Linked DNA regions of Homo sapiens: region 2 is linked to region 1. The links are chromatin loops, found by intact Hi-C in ENCODE. Cell type or tissue: PC-3. All regions are shown on one strand. Links, peaks and the distances in the headings refer to the core of each region. The heading gives the core; the rest is flanking DNA. Region 1 overlaps RAB3GAP1 (RAB3 GTPase activating protein catalytic subunit 1). Region 2 overlaps RAB3GAP1 (RAB3 GTPase activating protein catalytic subunit 1).

What was found. Hi-C counts contacts between places; a loop is a spot of excess contacts. Peaks named below come from ENCODE experiments on the same cell type or tissue, not always from the same donor. Only the 100,000 strongest peaks of a DNase experiment are listed, where the experiment ranks them.
Region 2: it touches region 1 in a loop (4-fold over the local background); 2 of 110 quality-filtered maps call a loop at or near these places.

The regions. Positions count from the first base shown.
Region 1 is chr2:135,158,977-135,168,646 of GRCh38, reverse strand. It overlaps RAB3GAP1 (RAB3 GTPase activating protein catalytic subunit 1), which reads right to left. Exons shown (of 24, transcript NM_012233.3): 20 at 5,996-6,092; 21 at 5,796-5,899; 22 at 5,546-5,661; 23 at 3,951-4,053; 24 at 1-102. Among named protein-coding and RNA genes, the nearest start is that of SNORA40B, 27 kb to the right of the region's middle. In PC-3, for the core only: no CTCF peak of the experiment used is centred there; DNase peaks (open chromatin) are centred at 3,986 and 6,056; H3K4me3 peaks cover 970 bases; H3K27ac peaks cover 3,148 bases.
Region 2 is chr2:135,088,687-135,098,356 of GRCh38, reverse strand. It overlaps RAB3GAP1 (RAB3 GTPase activating protein catalytic subunit 1), which reads right to left. Exons shown (of 24, transcript NM_012233.3): 4 at 7,227-7,359; 5 at 4,664-4,742. Among named protein-coding and RNA genes, the nearest start is that of RAB3GAP1, 41 kb to the right of the region's middle. RefSeq lists a cis regulatory region at 6,467-6,480 and an enhancer at 6,401-6,545. In PC-3, for the core only: a CTCF peak has its summit at 2,331; a DNase peak (open chromatin) is centred at 2,576; H3K27ac peaks cover 2,070 bases.

The DNA of each region.
Region 1 (9,670 bases), core at 871-8,870:
CCGGCCAGCAGGGGGTGGGAAGTCTGACACGGAGTTCTGCCTTCTTTCCTCTGGGGAGCCCATTCTCTTCAATTCCTCCTCTGGTGGAGTCATAGCTGCAGCCTGGAAAAGAATCAAATGCTAAAGTCAAAAGCAGGTCAAATGCTAAACTCAGATGCTTTTGAAGGACAGATGAATTAACATAATAAAGATATGAAAATGTCCCACGTTACTCAGTAATGCAGTCAGCTATATGTTAAGATTACTCAAAAACCACATAACACAGCAAATGCAAGAAGCTTGAGACACTGCATGAGCAGCCGGGCTGGAGACAGACAGGAGGGATGATGACTGCCAGGCAATCTGCTCTGAAGAGAGAAGGCCATATTTACACATCTGATGAAAAAGGACCTCGGAGCTGTGCTGCTTTCTATGTTTCTTCCAGCAATGACCCAAGTCTACGTCTGACAGCCTCAGTCCAGTAAGGAGCTGTTTTTCTCCAGAGTGAAAAGATGATTTTCATCTTGACTCTGGGTAAGAATTTTTTAATCGATTCTTTTTAAGGTTCACTTGCCAAATTAAAAGTGGGGGCATTGGTCTTGCTTGCTGGGCAGCTAATGTGATGCCGAAGTGATAGAGGCCCATATAGCAATGACCACAAAAGAGAAGTTCGCAATATTAAAGGCATCTATTTTTTCATTGAAATGACATAAAATGCATGTTCATTTACAGCCTACAATTTTAATTCTGATTACTGTACTTTTTTTAATACCATCAATTTGGGAAAAAAAATTGTTTTGGCAATGGAAACATGAAATCATGTTGCGCTAAACATCAGCAAGGTAGGTAAGCCAAATCCAGACTGTGAGAGAGGTGGTTAGTGTTAATGACCTTATGAAATTAGAGGGATGGGAAGGAACAAGGAACTATGAGGGGCAAAGGCTATTTTGTTACCTCATCAGAAGATTCAGTCAGCTTGAGAAGGGGTAAGAAAAGAAACAGTGATGAAAGGGAAACAAGCAAGATGGTTTAAATAGGGCTAGACAAGGGAGTTCAGGATTATTTCAAAGACAGTATGCACTACATTATGGAACATGATCCTATCAAAAGAATATTCAAGACAAAGTCACACCAAACACAGCACACCCAGCTGTCAACTACAGCAGACATCTACTACTACTCATGCATCCATGGCTCAACAGGTGACATATGATGTCATTTAATGGGAGAAATGAACAACAAAAACCTAGCTCTTTTACTGGGAATTATGATGCAAAAAAAAAAAAAAGTGTTCATGGCTTGAAAAATAGAATTTAGGAATAGGTGCCTAACAGTTATTCAATCTAGCAAGTCTGAAGCGAAATCCAGTCAGTCATTTATTTGCTGAATTCCATTTAAGTATGTACATACCAGAGATACCTATAATCATGATAAGGCTTATTACTATTTATAATTTTAAAGAAAAGTTATAAATATATAGAATTACTATAAGCTATAAAAACACCAAGTGAAATTACATCACAACTTTTTAAAAAAATGTGTTAAAATCTTGACTAATTAGTAAAATTGATATAAAGTATCAGCTAATGAAAAGTTACATGAATAAATTCTAACAGTTTACTTCAGCCAGACATTTAAAACTGAGTTTAAAAATGTACCAACCAGATGCTTGTTATATGTATTACACAGTCTACCAATTCCCTAAAAACATTCACTACAAGGTCTGAAAACTTTAAAATCTTTTCTTAAATGACATAATGTAGATGGATGTACAATTTCAGTAGCCATTAAGGGGGTTAGCTATACAATGAGGCTACTGAAAGATGATATACTATGTTCCTGTATTTAGTGATTTTGAAAGATATCTTAAGTATATTAAGTGGAAAACAAGAATAATGAAGTAATTATATAATATAACCCTACTTTTAAAATTATATATACATATGTATATACTAGATGTTAAATCATCAATGGGTAGTGAGATTATGTGATTAATATTTTCTTATAATTTTCTAGGCCAGGTGTGATAGCTCACACACACCTATAATCTCAGCACTTTGGGAGGTTAAGGAAGGAGAATTGCTTGAAACCAGGAGTTCTAGATAAGCCTGGGCAACAAAGTGAGACCCCGTCCCTACAAAAAATATAAAAATTAACTGGGCGTGGTGGTGCATGCCTGTGGCTCCAGCTTCTTGGGAGGTTGAAGCAAGAGGATTGCTTAAACCTAGGAGTTCAAGGCTGCAGTGAGTTATGATCTTGCCACTGTACTCCAGCCTGGACCACAGAGTGAGACCCTCTCTTTAAAAAATGAATAAATAAATATAAAAGTTCCTATATTGTCAAAGTTTTACTTGCAGTCAGTAGAGGGGGTAAGGAGGTTATTTCTATTTTGGGGAAAATAATTTTGCTTAGTTATCTAAAATAAGTAACAATCTCAGGACTAAAAATATAAATACTTCACATTTTAAATCCTCTTAACACATAACTTTTTTTTTTTTTTTGAGATGGAGTTTTATCACCCAGGCCGGAGTGCAGTGGCATGATCTCAGCTCACTGTAACCTCTGCCTCTCGGGTTCAAGTGATTCTCCTGCCTCAGCCTCCCAAGTAGCTGAGATTACAGGTGCTCACCACCACGCCCAGCTAATTTTTGTATTTTTAGTAGAGAAAGGGTTTCACCACATTGGCCAGGCTGGTCTTGAACTCCTGACCTCAGGTGATCCACCCACCTCAGCCTCCCAAAGTTACAGGCGTGAGCCACCGCACCCAGCCAACATGTCACTTATTAAAAATGATCAAAGAGGAAAGAATTTTTGCAATATGAGGAACATTCATATTGGTAGCTAACAAGGAAATGCGCTTGTAAGCTTCTGGGTAGTGAACTGGATAGATATTATCAGATGTGGAACCAAACTCGGTTCTTGTTTTCATGCCAGAGAGAAAAACAAAATAAATCAAAGCAAGCATCTATTGTTTGCTAGAAGTCTAATTTATAAGGAAATAAATATTTGGTTATTAATTTGAAATTCTGAGGTTTAGGGAGCTGCCCCATAAACAAACTCAGATTTTAGCTCTTGCTAAGAATTCCTATCAGTGTATTTGGCTATGAATTTGAATATATTAACTAGTTGTACTCCAGACCAACTCTACAGGGATTATCCAGTTGTTATTCCACGTGTAGACACATAGAAATTCTTTTTCTTATTTGTTTCTGAAAATTACACTCTCAAAACTGGGTCATTCTAGTGTAATCACAGTGCCATATAAGGGGAAGCGTGTAATTAGTGCACATAACGCCTTTATCAGAATCCCTAATATTAATGAGCCCTGAACTGAGAATTATCTGTAGGATGCCAGAGCCCTTAGCCAGTAACCAAGATACAATATAATTTTAAAATCTTTACTTTCACTACTAGAGGTAATGGTTATGATAATTTTTCAAACTGGGCTTTCTTTCTGTGCTGAAATCTGTTTCCACAGCCCTAAAAATCTGAAGTTTTCCTCTTCTTTTCTAGGAAACCTCAAAGGTAGATCTCCTCACCATTACAAGAACAATTATATTTATAATTCAAGCTGAGTTGTGACTCCACTTTGCCCTACATGGGGTTTAAAGATGGTAAAACTGAACTCCATTCTCATTTGAAAGTACCTGTGAGTAAACATTTTTTCCCACAGCACAGCACTGGCCATTGCTAACTGACTCCCTGCCAGCTTCTATAACAATGGATTTTGGACTCTTCTAATTTTTAAAATTTAGGTCCTAGAATATACTTATCATTTTAATTCAACATGTAAGAAATCAAATGGATTTCGAAGACTCAGAAGTCATTGTTTCTTCAGTGTTCAAACCCAATGCCCAGACTTACACTCAGGTGACATGAGTGTGATCAGCCACGTGTGGGAACTAAAACAGCCTCTTCCCAAGTAGAGGTTTGGAGAGATTATGATGGAGTCAATAATGACTCTCACATACCCTCTGGGCATTCACAAACAGCTTGTGAATGATCCTGCCAGCATGTCCTCTTCCTGCACCGGTGACTAACACTTCAGGCTGCTCCAGCAGGCAACTCACAAACCTAGGAGACAGAGACAGGCAATGAAAGGGTGGAAAGTGAGCTGTCCAGGCCACTGGGCGTCCATCCTCCCACAGGAGTTTTGTGGACAAATCCTCAAGCTGATACTGGCTAAACCCAACAAGGTTGGAGTGAAATTTTACAGCAAGATAAGATTGACATTTGGAATTATTATCGACTTAACTGACAATCTTCCTGCTTTTTCACCTGTGCTCATAAAAAATGTTTAAAGCCTATCTCTGTCAAAGTGTAAGAAAAAATATTCAGTCTATTTTTTTCAGACTAGAAGCTTAGAAAATGCTACAGTTAATAAAAGATGAAAAAAAAATTGTATAATATAAACCAAGTTATATTTATCCAATAAAAGCAATGATCCATATTTGTTTTTGTTTTTTTTAAGGGGTATGTGTCTGTGTGTGCACGCACACGTGCACATATGCTTAAAATACTTGTGTTGGGCAAAGTCGCAATTGTAAACTGTGCCATTAGATGCTGGAAACACTGAACTTCCAAGTATGTCACAGATAACGTATGGTGGAACTAACAGAGTTGAAGGCACAAAGCCACCAAACCTGCACCACCTGCTCACTAATTCATACTCTACTATTTTAGAAACGAGTCCCTTGATTAGAGCTTATTCTTCTCATTTAAAAGGAAGACATTTTCAAGAGCAAAGCAGTGTGGGAGAAAACTTCACCTAACAAAAGACATAAAATTCAAACACAAACTTGTTAAAAGACAGCAAATGCCTTGCCATACAATATTAATTATTTAGCATCAATAATGCCATTTATTATGGAAAGGCTAATGAAAATTTTTAAATGATGACAAATTTAAGCCACTGAACAAGCTAATTTGTGAACACTTTATCACACATTAAAACAATATTGTCCTTCCAAATAACATGGGCAAAAAATGAACAGGGCCTCACACTGATCTAAGCTCCATTGGTAATGGTGCCGAGTCTCATAAAGAGAATGCCCCAATCATTTGCTTCATCTGAGAAAAGCCATCTGGTCAATCTTTCAAAACATAATCGCAAGGCACATAGGATGTGCACCTTTGCTATCACAAATCTTGTTTAAAATAAACAACTAGGAACAGTAAGCAGAAATGGTTTCAGCACCTGCACCCTGTGGTCAAGGAATAGTAACAGCTGAAAACAAAGTTTTGGGGCAGGGTGAGCAACACAGTTAACAGCTCCTCCACAAGAAATTCCAGACACCACATCTCCAAGAGCAAACCAAGGAATCCCTAGAAAAGGAGGCTCTGGGAGACTGTTTCTAAAAGTGGGAAGAATGGAAACACCTGGTAGAGACTCAGAAATACGGGAGAGGTCAAATGCTATGATAATTATTTCTGTCTCTAGACAATGCTTGTTTCAAATAATATATGATTACCACAAAAGAGTCTTAATATCCTATTACAATTTTTCTTAAGAGAGTGGTGGCTTTTCCTACTGCAGACAAAACTGAATTAGCCAAATAGCAATTACCTTTCAAGATCTTCCTTTTCCTCCTCCTGTTCACATTTCTCAGTTCCAAACTTGGCTTTTAGTGACCGAGCTCTGGCAATGAGAGCTTCCACATTAGTAATCTGGTGAATGATTTCCTGGCGGTAGAAAAGGAAGAGGCATACATTGCGAGATGGCAAAAAAGCAAAGCCCTTTGAAAACGCATCTTAAAAATTATTTTTGCCAACTGAGGAGAACACTTGGCAAGATTCTGACACTACATCAAACTTACTTCCAATTTCTTGTCTTCTGGATTGGGGAAGTGCAAAACTTTACTGGAATGGGATATTATCTGCTTTATGATCTTCTTAACTGAAGAAATGTTTTCGAGACTTTCTATTTTAGAAAAGATTGAAGCCAGCATTAAATAAATTAAGCAAAATATACTTTCACTTTGGAAATGACTAATGACTAGTTAAATATGACATTTACCTTCTTCCTTTACCTTGAGTACAGCTGCATGAATCACACAAGGTAACAGGTGCCGAGCAAGGTCTGCAGGTTTCTGGATTGCCAGATAGTGCAGCACCTGAAGGAGGTGCAGCGCACACAAATGATCAGCGCAGGTGTCAAAGGATGAAGCAGCCACTTACAGAAGTGCAAATCCTCAGCCACTCATCTTAATCCTTAACAAGACAGCACTCCAGATAGGCAGCCACGACCCCAAAGGTGAGGATAATGTTACTGAAAGCACCTAAGAACTTCAATCTTTAATAATTATAAATATTCTATTTTTTTCTGCTTTCTTATGTAATACACACAAATAAGGAAAATACAAAGAAAATAAAAACTACCGACTGATTACAATACCAAGAGAAAACAACCATTGACAGTGGAGCATTTTCATTTTAAGACGCAGAATACACGTACTAAGGGCACTAATATTAAATATGTAAAATACTGCCTTTTAACCTGCTTTTCTCACTTAATATTTCTAAACATTGTTAGTGACTTCCCACACATTTTTTGGTTTTAGTTGTTTTGGTTTATTTTTTTTCCAATTCTTATTATAAGAATACAGAGAAGTATGTACAAAACATGGACCCTACCTTTAGGCTCCTTATTCAACAGTAAAGATAAAAGAAGTATAACCCTATAAATATGTACAATTCTTTTACATCAATAAAAATTTTAAGAAGTATAATCTCATAATGTGAGTCTGACTGATAAATGCTCATGGATTTCAAAATTTTAAAAAAAATACAGGTGATGCAGAAATTTTCCTGAAATCCTACTTCCCCAAAACCACATTTTCGTGTTTATCCTCTCAAACTACTTGTATGTCCATTTAAACACAAAAATGTAGATGCATATGTAATTTCTTAACAAAAATTAATAACTTACATACTGTTTTATTATTTGCTTTATTTAATGACTTGTGGTGGACTTTTTTTTGGCTTAGAGAGTTTTGTCTGATTTGAAACTTTTTTTAAATTAAGAAATATACATACTAGAGTATTAGAAATAGTTTAAAGAAAACACCAGCTTAGGAAACAGAATGTTACCAGGCTTTTCCAAGTCCTCCTGTGTACCCTCCATCCCCAGAATTAACTACAAATCATTCTTTTGCTTTTCTTTATGGTTTTTTTCACATATGTAGCCTTAAATAATATATTGTTTACTTTTGTCTAGTTTTAACCTTTATATTAATGGAGTGTTTCTGTTTATAGCCCTCAGTGACTTGCTTTTTTTCATTCAGTATTTTGATATTCGTATACCATTCCAATATGCTATAGTTTACTCATTTTCACTGCTGTATTAAAATGTTCCTACACTAATAGTAGTGGATAGCTCCTCAGTTTTTGGCTATTACAAATGATGCTCCTATTACATTATTGCACATATTTCCTGGTGCAAATGGGACATGTACAGCAATTACTTTAGGATATATACCTAACAATTGAACTAGGAAATGTACAACATAATTATCCTACAAAGTGTTTCAACAGATTTACATTCTTATCTAGAGTAATGAGTTCCCTCTGTTGTACATCCTTGCTAATACCCACCTTTCTGAATTTTGTTTTCCCCTGATTCACAGAAAAACAAATTTGCAGGAATAACGTGAAATATGTGATTCCCCTTTACCTGGATTCACGTATGACCTGTCTCCCTCCTCTGTTCTGGATCCCTTGCATCTTTCTCTGCTTTCATGTGTGTACATACTATAGACATAAACTTGTTTCGAATAATTTCAGAATAAGTCGCACACTCATGTCCCTTATCCCAAAATATCTGTATTTCCTAAAATTAAAAATATTTTATTATATAATCAAAATGCAAATGATTCTGATTATATACAATAAATTTAACACTGATAAAAATAATTGTAATCTAACCTACTATCTTTATTGCAGTTTTGTCAACTGATCCCATATGTGTCTTTTTTTTTTTTTTTTTTTTTTTTTTGAGACAGGGTCTTTCTCTGTTGGCCCAGACTGGAGTGCAGTGGTGCGATCTTGGCTCCCCACAACCTCCGCCTCCCAGGCTCAAGCGATTCTCCTGCCTCAGCCTCCTGAGTAGCTAAGACTACAGGCACATGGCCACTACTGCCCGGCCAATTTTTGTATTTTTAGTAAAGACGGAGTTTCACTATGTTGGCCAGGCTGGTCTCGAACTCCTGACCTCAAATTATCCACCTACCTCAACCTCCCAAAGTGCTGAGATTACAGGCATGAGCCACCGCGCCCGGCCGCAAAATGTGTCTTTTATGACCCTTTCCCTCAACCACTACAAGTCTTGGTAAGGATCATCCATTGCCTTTAGTTATCATAGCTCTTTAATCTCAACTAATCTGCAACAGCTTTTCACTCTGTCTTTTATAACATTGGCATTTTGAGTATAGTTTCCTCTTCCTCCCTACTTTTTGGCTAACTAAAATTCCATACTGTATTCAGATTTCCTTAGTTTCTAAAAATTGAGTTATAACTCACATACCATAAAATTCACCACTTTAAAATGGATAACTTCAGTGGTTTTTAGCATATTTGCAAGGTTATGTTACCATCACCATTATCTAATTCCAGAATATTTTCTTTCATCTCCCCCAAAAGAAACCCAGTACCCCAAAGCAGCCACTCCTGATTTCCCCCATTCCTAATCTCCACTGCTGCCAACTACTAATCTAACTTACTGTCTCTATGGACTTGCCTATTCTGGTCCTTTCATATAAATGGAACGACGCAACATGCAGCCCATTGTTTTCTGGCTGCTTTCACTGAGCATAATATTTTCAAGATTCACCCATGTTGTAACACATATCAGTGCTTCATTCCTTTTTATGGCTGAATAATACTCCATTGCATGGACAGACCATATTTGTCTTATCTGTTCATCACTGACAGACATTTGGGTTTGTTCCATTTTTTGGCTGTCATGAATAATGCTGTCAGCATGTATGTATGTACGCGGTTTCCTTAGTTTTTATCTAATGTCATTTTCCTGTTCCAGGATCCCCTTCAAGATACCACATTATGTTTAGCTGTCATGTTTCTAGGCTCCCTTGGCTGTGACATTTCTCAGGTTTTCATTGTTTTTACTGACCTTGACAGTTTTGAGTTCTGGTCAAGTATTTCATAAAAACTCCCTCAATTATGGTTTATCTGATGTTTTCCTCATGATTAAGCTGGGTTATGTATTTCTGGGAGGAAGACCAGAGAGGTAAAGTGCCACTGTCATCACATCATGTCAGGAGTACATACCGCCAGTATGGCTTAGCCTGTGGATGTTAACCTTCACCACCTGGCTGAGACAGTGTCAGTCGGGCTGCTGCACTGTAACATCACTCCTTTCCCCTCTCTGTGCACTGTACTCTCTGGGAGGAACACACTATGTGCAGCACACACTTACAGAGTGGGAATTAGCTTCACCTCCTTGAGGGTGGAGTATCTATATACATTTAGAATTCTGCACAGGGGATTTGTCCCTTCTATCCCATTAATTTATATATCCAATCAATTATTTATACCAGTATGAACTCAAGGATATTTATTTTGTACTCTGAGTTACAATCCAATATTATTTTATTTTGGTGTTCAAATTGTTCCAGTCTTGGCCAGTTGGGAACTCTTTCAGTTGGCTCCTGTGTCTTTAATATGCCCCCAAACT
Region 2 (9,670 bases), core at 1,248-9,247, 71 kb after region 1:
TTATCTGTTACAGATAATCTTTTCATTTCTCTTAGTGCTGTCTTTTCTAGAAAATTTTTGGAAATCACACATTATAAAAAAGATTTACATCCAAAGTATACAACGAACTCTCAAAACTTTACAGTAAGAAAACAAACAACCCCCACCCCCAAAAAAGAAAACAAACAACCCAATTAAAACATGTGCAAAAGACTTGGACACTGTTAATACAGAGAAGATATAAATGGACAAATAAACACACGAAAGATGTTCAAAATTAAAATTAGGATACCACTATGCACCTACTAAGAATGGCTAAAAACAAATACTGACAATACCAAGTGCTGGTAAGGATGTAGAAACTGGAATTTTCATACATTGTTGGTGGGAATGCAAAATGGTACAACTACTCTAGAAATGTTTTGCAGTTTCCTATAAACATACACTTACCACATGACTTAGCAATACTACTCTAGGTATCTACCCGAGTGAACTGAAAATGTGTTTTCACACAAAAATCTGTATACAAATATTTATAGTATAGCTCTATTTAAAAATGCCAAAACCTAAAAACAATCCTAATAACCCTCAACAAATGACTGAATAAACAGCTTGGTATATCCTTACAATAAAATACTACTCAGCAATAAAAAGGAACAAACTATTGATAAGCAGAATCACCTCAAAGGATTTCAAAGGCACCATGCTGTTTTAAAAGCCAGTCACCAATGGTCACATACAGTAGAATTCTATTTACATACAGTAGAATTCTATTTATATGACACTCTCAAAAAGACAAAACTATAGTGACCAAGAAAGATCAGGGATTCCAGGGATTATAAGGATGTCGAGAGTGTGGTCAGGTACAGTGGCTCACACCTATAATCCCAGTACTTTGGGAGGCTGAGGTGGGAGGATCACTTGAGGCCAGGAGTTTAAGACCAGCCCAGGCAACATAGCAAGACACTGTCTCAACAAAAAATAAAAAACCCAACTTAGCCGGGCATGGTGGTGTGCACCTGTAGTTCTAGATACTCAAGGGGCTGAGGCAGAAGGATCACTTGAGCCCAGGAGTTCAAGGCTACAGTACCCATGATTGCATCAATGTATTCCAGCCTGGGTGACAGAGTAAGACCTGTCTCTTTAAAAAAAAAAAAAAAAGTGGGAAGGACGTGCCTATGCTTACTAAGAGACAAAAGGGACAATAGGGCTTTTTTTTTGGCAGCAGAGGTGAGGGGGTGTTATAGAACTGTTCTATCTCCTGATTTTGATACTAGTAAAAAACTATATAAAGTGTTGAAGTTCAGAGAACTGCTCACCTCCACAAAAAGTCCAATTTTACTACGTTGATTTTAAAAATATTTTTAAAAGTAAATGGAAAGGTTACAAAAACCACCCTACTAACAAGTTATTTATATTAATATATAGAAAGGTTTCATTACTTCATTTAATATTTTGACCACAAACTATGTAACAGTGAGGAAATACATACCAAAAGGCTGAAATCATGTTAATAGCATTTAGATTTTGATAAACATACTAGGCGCCATTATCTTATTTGATCCTCATAACTACTCTGGAAGTGCATATTATTTATTATTCTTAGTTTACCAGTGTAGAAACAAACTACAAGAAATTAAGTAACTTGCCCAAAGTTGCAGAGATACTAAGTACCTGAGTTAGGAATTAAACCTAATTCAGTATATAGCCAAACAGTAAGTAAGTGTTCAATTAATGTTGAATGAATTAATGCATACAAAGCTCATGCTCTGATACTATGCTGCCTTCTGATAAATTTAGTCACATTAAATGTATATATTCATATTTTAAAAGGCCAGAACGGAATGTGGAAGGATTAAATTAAATTTAATAGATATAATTATTACATTTCTTTTTTAGTTGTTTAAGTGAACAATTTTTAAAAGGTCATACTAAAAGAGGAATATTTATGAAACACTATCCCGTTTACCTGCATTTGCAAATAATTTTCTTTTTTAAAAGTGCTACACAGCCTATTTGCTATATGAAATGAAGAAAAAGATAAACACAGATTAATGTCATTTTCCCCTACCTTAGAATTCTTTAATTTAAAAAAATCAAAAGACCAACTGATAACAATAGAATAATTTCAAACCAGTATGTAAACTTCCTTTAACTAGGTCTCCTTTCTTAAATATATACTCTTTACTAGGGCCATTTTGGTGGTAGTTTGTTCTAAGACCACTCCATCCAAAATAAATAAAGTTCACAGACACTTGGAATAACTGAAAAAGACAGAAGAGACCTTTTAAATGTGATGTAAATAGTCCCTCCTTATCTGTGGAAGGTAAGTTCCAAGACCCCTAGTGGATGCTTGAAACTGCAGATGGTATCAAAGCCTGTATGTACTGTTTTTTCCTATATATAGTACCAATAGAACAGTTACGACAATATTTTGTAATAAAAGTTATATAAATGTGGTCTCTCTCTCTCTCTCTCAAGATATCTTATTGTACTATACTCACCCTTCTTCTTGTGATTTGTCAATCCGATAACCAAGATGACTACTAAGTGCCTAAGGGGCAGGTAGTGTATACATTGTAGATACACTGGACAAAGGCATGATTCACTTCCAGGACAGAATGGCCTAAGACTTCACCATACTACTCAGAACAGCATACAATTTAAAACTTGTTGTTTTTGCCTGAAATTTTCCATTTAATATTTTCAGACTACACTTGACCACAGGTAACTGAAACCGCAGAAAGCAAAACCACAGATAAGAGGGGTAAGATTGTACCTCTTACATTAATGTATCACATTTATAGTTTAGACACAGTGAGTTTTGATTTTATCACATAACAGATCAACATCCAACATATTGAGTTCATTTCAATATTCAATAATATGTATTAAAATTTCTATGATATTTAAATGTTCCATGCTTGTCATGAGACTACAGTTAAGCACTACCCTGGATTATGAAATACATTGTGCAGAAAAGATGAACCAGCAGGCCTGTGACCGCTATCCTTAAAAAAGCCTGCCTGCGGCCGGGCGCGGTGGCTCACGCCTATAATCCCAGCGCTTTGGGAGGCCGAGGCGGGCGGATCACGAGGTCAGGAGATCGAGACCATCCTGGCTAACACAGTGAAACCCCGTCTCTACTAAAAATACAAAAAATCAGCTGGGTGTGGTGGTGGACACATGTAGTCCCAGCTACTTGGGAGCCTGAGGGAGGAGAATGACATGAACCTGGGAGGCAGAGGTTGCAGTGAGCCGAGATCACGCCACTGCACTCCAGCCTGGGCGACAGAGTGAGACTCTGTTTCACAAAAAAAAGCCTGCTTGCAGAAAGGAAATCAGTATACTGAAGGGATATCTCCACTCCCATGTTTACTACAGCATTATTCACAATAACCAAGATATGGAATCAACCTAAGTACCCATCAATAGATGAATGAATAAAGAAAATGTGGTACATATACACAATATAATATTATTCAGCCATAAAAAAGAATGAAATCCTGTCATTTACAAGAGCATAGAAGGAACTGAAAGACATTTAAGTGAAATAAGCCAGGCACAGAAAGACAAGTATTGCACGTTTTCACTAATATGTGGGAGCTAAAAAAACAAACAAACTGAACTCACGGAGATAAGAGAATAGAATGATGTTAGTGTCTTATGGATAGTCATTTAAGTGTGTAAACATGGGTTAGAAGTGGGAAGCTGGGTAGAAGTTTTACAAGAAGATTTAAGATGGCCAGGAGGCTTAAAAAGGCTAGCTATGGGAGGTGATACAGAGTTGACATATCTCTAAGTAGAATTACCAGAGGCTTAGAAGGGTAATGGGGAGCAGGGCATAAAGAGGGGATGGTTAATGGGACAAAAATACAGTTGGATAGAAAAAGTAAGATCTAGCATTCAGTAGCAAAATAGGGTGCCTATAGTTAACAATAATTTGTTGTATATGTCAAGATAAATAAAAGAATGGAATTGGAACGTTTAATTGGGGAATCCATCACCTCAAGCATTTATCATTTCTTTTGAAAAAAAGATAAATATGTACAACTATTACATATGTAAAACTACTATATATCTACAATAATTAAAAACAAAAAAACTGAAAGAAAAAACAAACCAAAAAAATAAAAAAGAAAAGAAAAGCCTGCTTGCAAGGTTAACTCTTGGCCAACAGCTGGGAAATGGGATTTGGGGAGGGTTCTCACCATTCCCAGAACTGATTAAGCTGCTCACTAAGCCTAAATTGTTTATGCAAACAATGTAATTTATGCCGAACACCTGCTTTCCTTCTGGGAGCCTGAAATTTTGGTATATACCAGTTAAAGGGTGCTTATATGACCAGCCCCCTAATTAAAAACCTGGGGCGCTGAGCCTCTAACACTGTCCCTGATAGACAATGTTTCACATACTTTGTCACAATTTGTTGCTGAGGGAACTGAGTACATCTTGCCTGACTCCATTAGGAAAGGATTCTTAAAAGCTTGTACTTCCTCTGGACTTTGCCTCATGTGTTTTTTCCCTTTGCAGATTTTGCCCTGTATCCTGTCTCTGCAATAAATCAGCTGCAATTAAATGCTGAGTCCTCTGAGTCTTCTTAGCAAATCACTGAACTTGGGGACAGTGTTGAGGTCCCCCGCAACACACATACTAAAAGATACTGAGTAAAAGATATACCTACCATCTTACCAGGCAATGTGCTCTTGGAGGAAAGTCATTATTCATACCCAGCAAATCTTGCATAGATTGTGGAACAACATCTACAAAAACATTTGATAATGAAAAAGTTAGTATGTTCATGATCAGGCAGAGTTTTATAACATGCTTTGAGGAAACACATGTCTTGCTAGATCATGCAGTTTTGATATTGCTTTAAGATTCATATCTAAAGATAGCTCTTGAGTACAGGGAGAGGGATTTCTCTCTCATTTTTTTTTCTTCAAATAAAAGTAGCCTATAAAAAAGACATATGCCACTCCCATGTTTAAAATATTTTTTTGCTTCTGAGTCACAACTCACACAATTCCTCACACTTACCAGAAAGCTTTATTTATTCTTCTTAGCCTGTCCTTGCCTCTACTTTTCTTCAACATTCTATTTAGAGATATGTCAACTCTGTATAACCTCCCATAGCAAGCCTTTTTAGGCCCCCTGTCCATCTTAAATGTTCTTGTAAAACTTCTACCTGGCTTCCCACTTCTAAACTATGTTTACACACTTAAATTACTATCCACGATAAGGTACTAACATAAAAGATCATTATACCCATAAATACATGACAAATTCAATGCATTAAAAATAGTATCCATTCACAAAAATAATTTTTGTTGTATAGCTATCATTGCTTAGCAGATCTATACTTTTTATTTTGCTAAAAGACTAAAGAGAATGCTAATGATTTGGTGCTTTTCAGACCAAAAGCAATAGACAATGCTGATAACATAAATGATTAGTGCTCAAATCTCCTGACCTCTGATAATATAGTTTTAAACGCGTATCTGTAAAACTGAGCTGATGGTTTGGCTTGTAACTCCCACCATAAGTTACAGGCTCAATCACAATCAAATTAAAAGAAAACTGCACTTTATATGTACACTTGCAACAATGCCTTAACTAGCTTAAAATTCATTCACCTTTGGCTGGGCACAGTGATTCACGCCTGTAATCCCAGCACTTTGGAAGGCCGAGGCAGGTGGATCACCTGAGGTCAGGAGTTCAAGACCAGCCTGGTCAACACAGCAAAACCCTGTCTCTACTAAAAATACAAAAAATTAACTGGGTATGGTGATTGGTGCCTGTAATACCAGCAACTTTGGAAGCTGAGGCAGGAGATTTGCTTGAACCCGGGAGGCGGAGGTTGCAGTGAGCTGAGATCGCGCCATTGCCCTACAGCCTGGACAACAAGAGTGAAACTCAGTCTCAAAAACAAACAAACAAAAAAATAATTCACCTTCATTGTACCACAGTCTCCTTTATCTATTTATCTCAGAGCACTGATTCTAAGCCTCTTTACTACAGCAGCTTTTCCTTGATGCATGATCTTCCCTTAAATTAACAGCACTTAAATTTTCGCTATCTTGAATAGTTTCCTTCATTAATTGGCAGAACGTTGAACCTGAAAATTGCTGGGCTATTATGAGACCTCCCAACAATTGCGCACACTTCCCTCTTCCTCTTAAAGTTCTCATATTCACATTCTGGCTTAATTATTTTCTTTTGCTGTATAACTGCCTTACATATATGTATATATGGTTAATGTTATCTGCCCTGGTTTATGAATCTGAATGCATATGTTATCTAATTGTTTTGTTTCTAAGAAGAATATACGTAACAGAAAAGGTAACAAAATTCTATTCCTACACAAGAAAAAGCACAGATTTTTTCAGGTCTGAGCTTACAAATGATAATCTGTTATGATCAGAAAAAATTTAACACATTCTACCTATTTATTTGCTTAGTGAATGAAGAAGGATATTTGACTGGCAGCTCCAAAGTTCATGTTTATTCAGTATCTTGCTCACTCACTGTTATGCACTAGTTTATCTAAGGACAGAAGATTTTGGATGATTTGACCTATTAACAATTATAGACACCATTTATTGAGTACCTGGCATGGGTCAGGTACTGAGATACTTGCTTATGTACAATTTCTCATTAAATCTTCACTTAGCCCTCCAGGTAGTATTACTTCATTTTACAACTGAGATAACTCAAGCTTAGATGGGGCAACTAACTAGCAAGTAGAAAAAATAAAATTTTAAACCACTTGTTTTGACTCCAAAATCTAGAGTAAATCCAAAATACTACCCTCTAATCAACAGATTTTCCTTTATTTGTAATCCTTCAAAGCCAAACTTACTTGCTTAATTCTCCTTCTCTAATCTCCCAATTAAAAGTGATCTTTTCTCCTCTGAATTCCAACAGAATTTTGTCTGTACTTCAGGATGCACTTATCACTTTCATTATGGTTACTTACTTATCTATCTTATCTTCCCTACTGGAATGTAGGGCTTGGAAGAGTATCTGGTACATGTTAGGTACTCAATAAATATGAGCTGATTTAATTAATTAAAAAATGAATGACAATGTAATTCATCCTCTACCTCAGATGTGGTGAAACAACTTTGCTTATGTAAAACAGTTCCAGAGAAACTGACACTATGGAAGAACACTAAATTAATAATTCAAAATTACAGCCACTCCTACAAATCAGAAGTTAATATTATTATATAGAAATAACTTACCCTCTAATAACTCATCCTTTCCTTCTTTATCAGTGGACTCTTGTACAAGATAATGATGAGTGACTGAGAACTTGAAGTCAGCAAAGGAAATTTCATCTGATTTCTCTTCCCATGTGCCAGAAGTAAATATACCCTATATGTACCAATAAAATGGCAAAATATTTACCTTAATCAATAGCTATCATTATATTTACTAACGACAGGGATATTTTCCCCTTTTTCTGCCCTATAAATATCCTCCATACAATCAAAGAAAAACATAAAAGTGAATGCAACCAAGAGAAAATTATTTTATAAATGATTTATCAGTGTTCCTTTAAAAAGAAATTTCTCCTAGAATATTAACGATCAAGTGACTTACAAAGATTAATAATAATTTTTTCCAAGATTCTCTATATAAAATCATGAACACATCACTATATATTAATAATACAGCATATAGCATTTTTTGACACCAGAAATTGCTTCATAAAGAAGCAGTCTGCACAATCAATTTAAGTGGCATGACACCTGTAGCACTTATTTAACAGATTCCTGCTTCTTTTATCAAGCTTTGGCATTCAAGTCTTTCCATTTGAACAGCAACTTCTTGAATGAAAAACATATATTAATTAAGAGTTCCAAAGAGCTCCTTACTTATACAGAACCCTAAGCATAAAAAAGGATTTTTCCCACAGAGCTTCTAATCTCCCATAGCTATTTTTTCCAATGGAGAGGTAAACAGTCATTACAGCATAGCACCACATAAGGCAGGAAATACCAACCAAGCAACTAGCCAAGCACAGATAGCCCCAAACTAGATTGAAAATATATAAGCAATTAATCTGTGAGTTACTATTTTTAAAATGTTTTCATGGCTATACCTAGTGTAAACATCTGAATTTTTATATATATTCCTGGAAAGATATTTATAATTCTAAATTAAATTAAATCTTATTTTAAGTGTCCTAAGTGTGTATTATTACGTAAGTACATCAAATATCAATCTTTTCATTAGTATTTGAACTGTCATGTATGATACACATCCAAAATCATAATCTTTTTATTATACTTTAAGTTCTGGGATGCACATGCAGAACATGCAGGTTTATTACATAGCTATACACGTGCCATAGTGGTTTGCTGCAACCATCAACTTGTCATCTACATTAGGTATTTCTCCTAATGCTATCCCTCCCCTAGCCCTCCCCTCCCGCAACAGGTCCCAGTGTGTGATGCTTCCCTCCCTGTGTCCACGTGTTCTCACTGTTCAACTCACACTTATGAGTGAGAACATGCAGCATTTGGTTTTCTGTTCCCGTGTTAAGAGTGCTGAGAATGATGGTTTCCAGCTTCATCCATGTCCCTACAAAGGACATGAACTCATCCTTTTTTATGGCTGCATAGTATTCCATGGTTTATATGTGCCACATTTTCTTAATCCAGTCTGTCATTGATGGACATTTGGGTTGGTTTCAAGTCTTCGCTGTTGTGAACAGTGCTGCAATAAACATACATGTGCCTGTGTCTTTATAGTAGAATGATTTATAATCCTTTGGGTATATACCCAGTAATGGGATTGCTGAGGCAAGGAAATAAGAGAGGACACAAACAAATGGACAAACAGTCCATGCTCATGGATGGAAAGAATCAATACTATGAAAATGGCCACACTGCCCAAAGGAATTTATAGATTCAATGCTATCCCCATTAAGCTACCACTGGCTTTCTTCACAGAATTAGAAAAAACTAAATTTCATATGGAACCAAAAAAGCGCCAATATAGCCAAGACAATCCTAAGCAAAAAGAACAAAGCTGGAGGTATCACGCTGCCTGACTTCAAACTACATTACAAGGCTACAGTAACCAAAACAGCATGGTACTTGTACCAAAACAGATATATAGACCAAGGGAACAGAACAGAGGCGTCAGAAATAACACGACACATCTACAACCATCTGATCTTTGACAAACCTGACAAAAACAAGCAATGGGGAAAGGATTCCCTATTTAACAAATCGTGCTGGGAAAACTGGCTAGCCATATGCAGAAAACTGAAACTGGACCCCTTCCTTATACCTTATACAAAAATTAATTTAAGATGGATTAAAGATTTAAACATAAGACCTAAAACCATAGAAACCCTAGAAGAAAACCTAGGCATATTAGCAAAGACTTCTTGATTAAAACACCAAAAGCAATGGCAACAAACACCAAAATTGACAAATGGGATCTAATTAAACTAAAGAGCTTCTGCACAGCAAAAGAAACTATTATCAGAGTGAACAGGCAACCTACAGAATGGGAGAAAATTTTTGCAATCTATCCATCTGACAAAGGGCTAATGGATCCAGAATCTACAAAGAACTTAAACAAATTTACAAGAAAAAACAACCCCATCAAAAAGTGGGCAAAGAATTTTAATTTTTTTTCTTTTCTTTCTTTTTTTTTTTTTTTTTTTTGA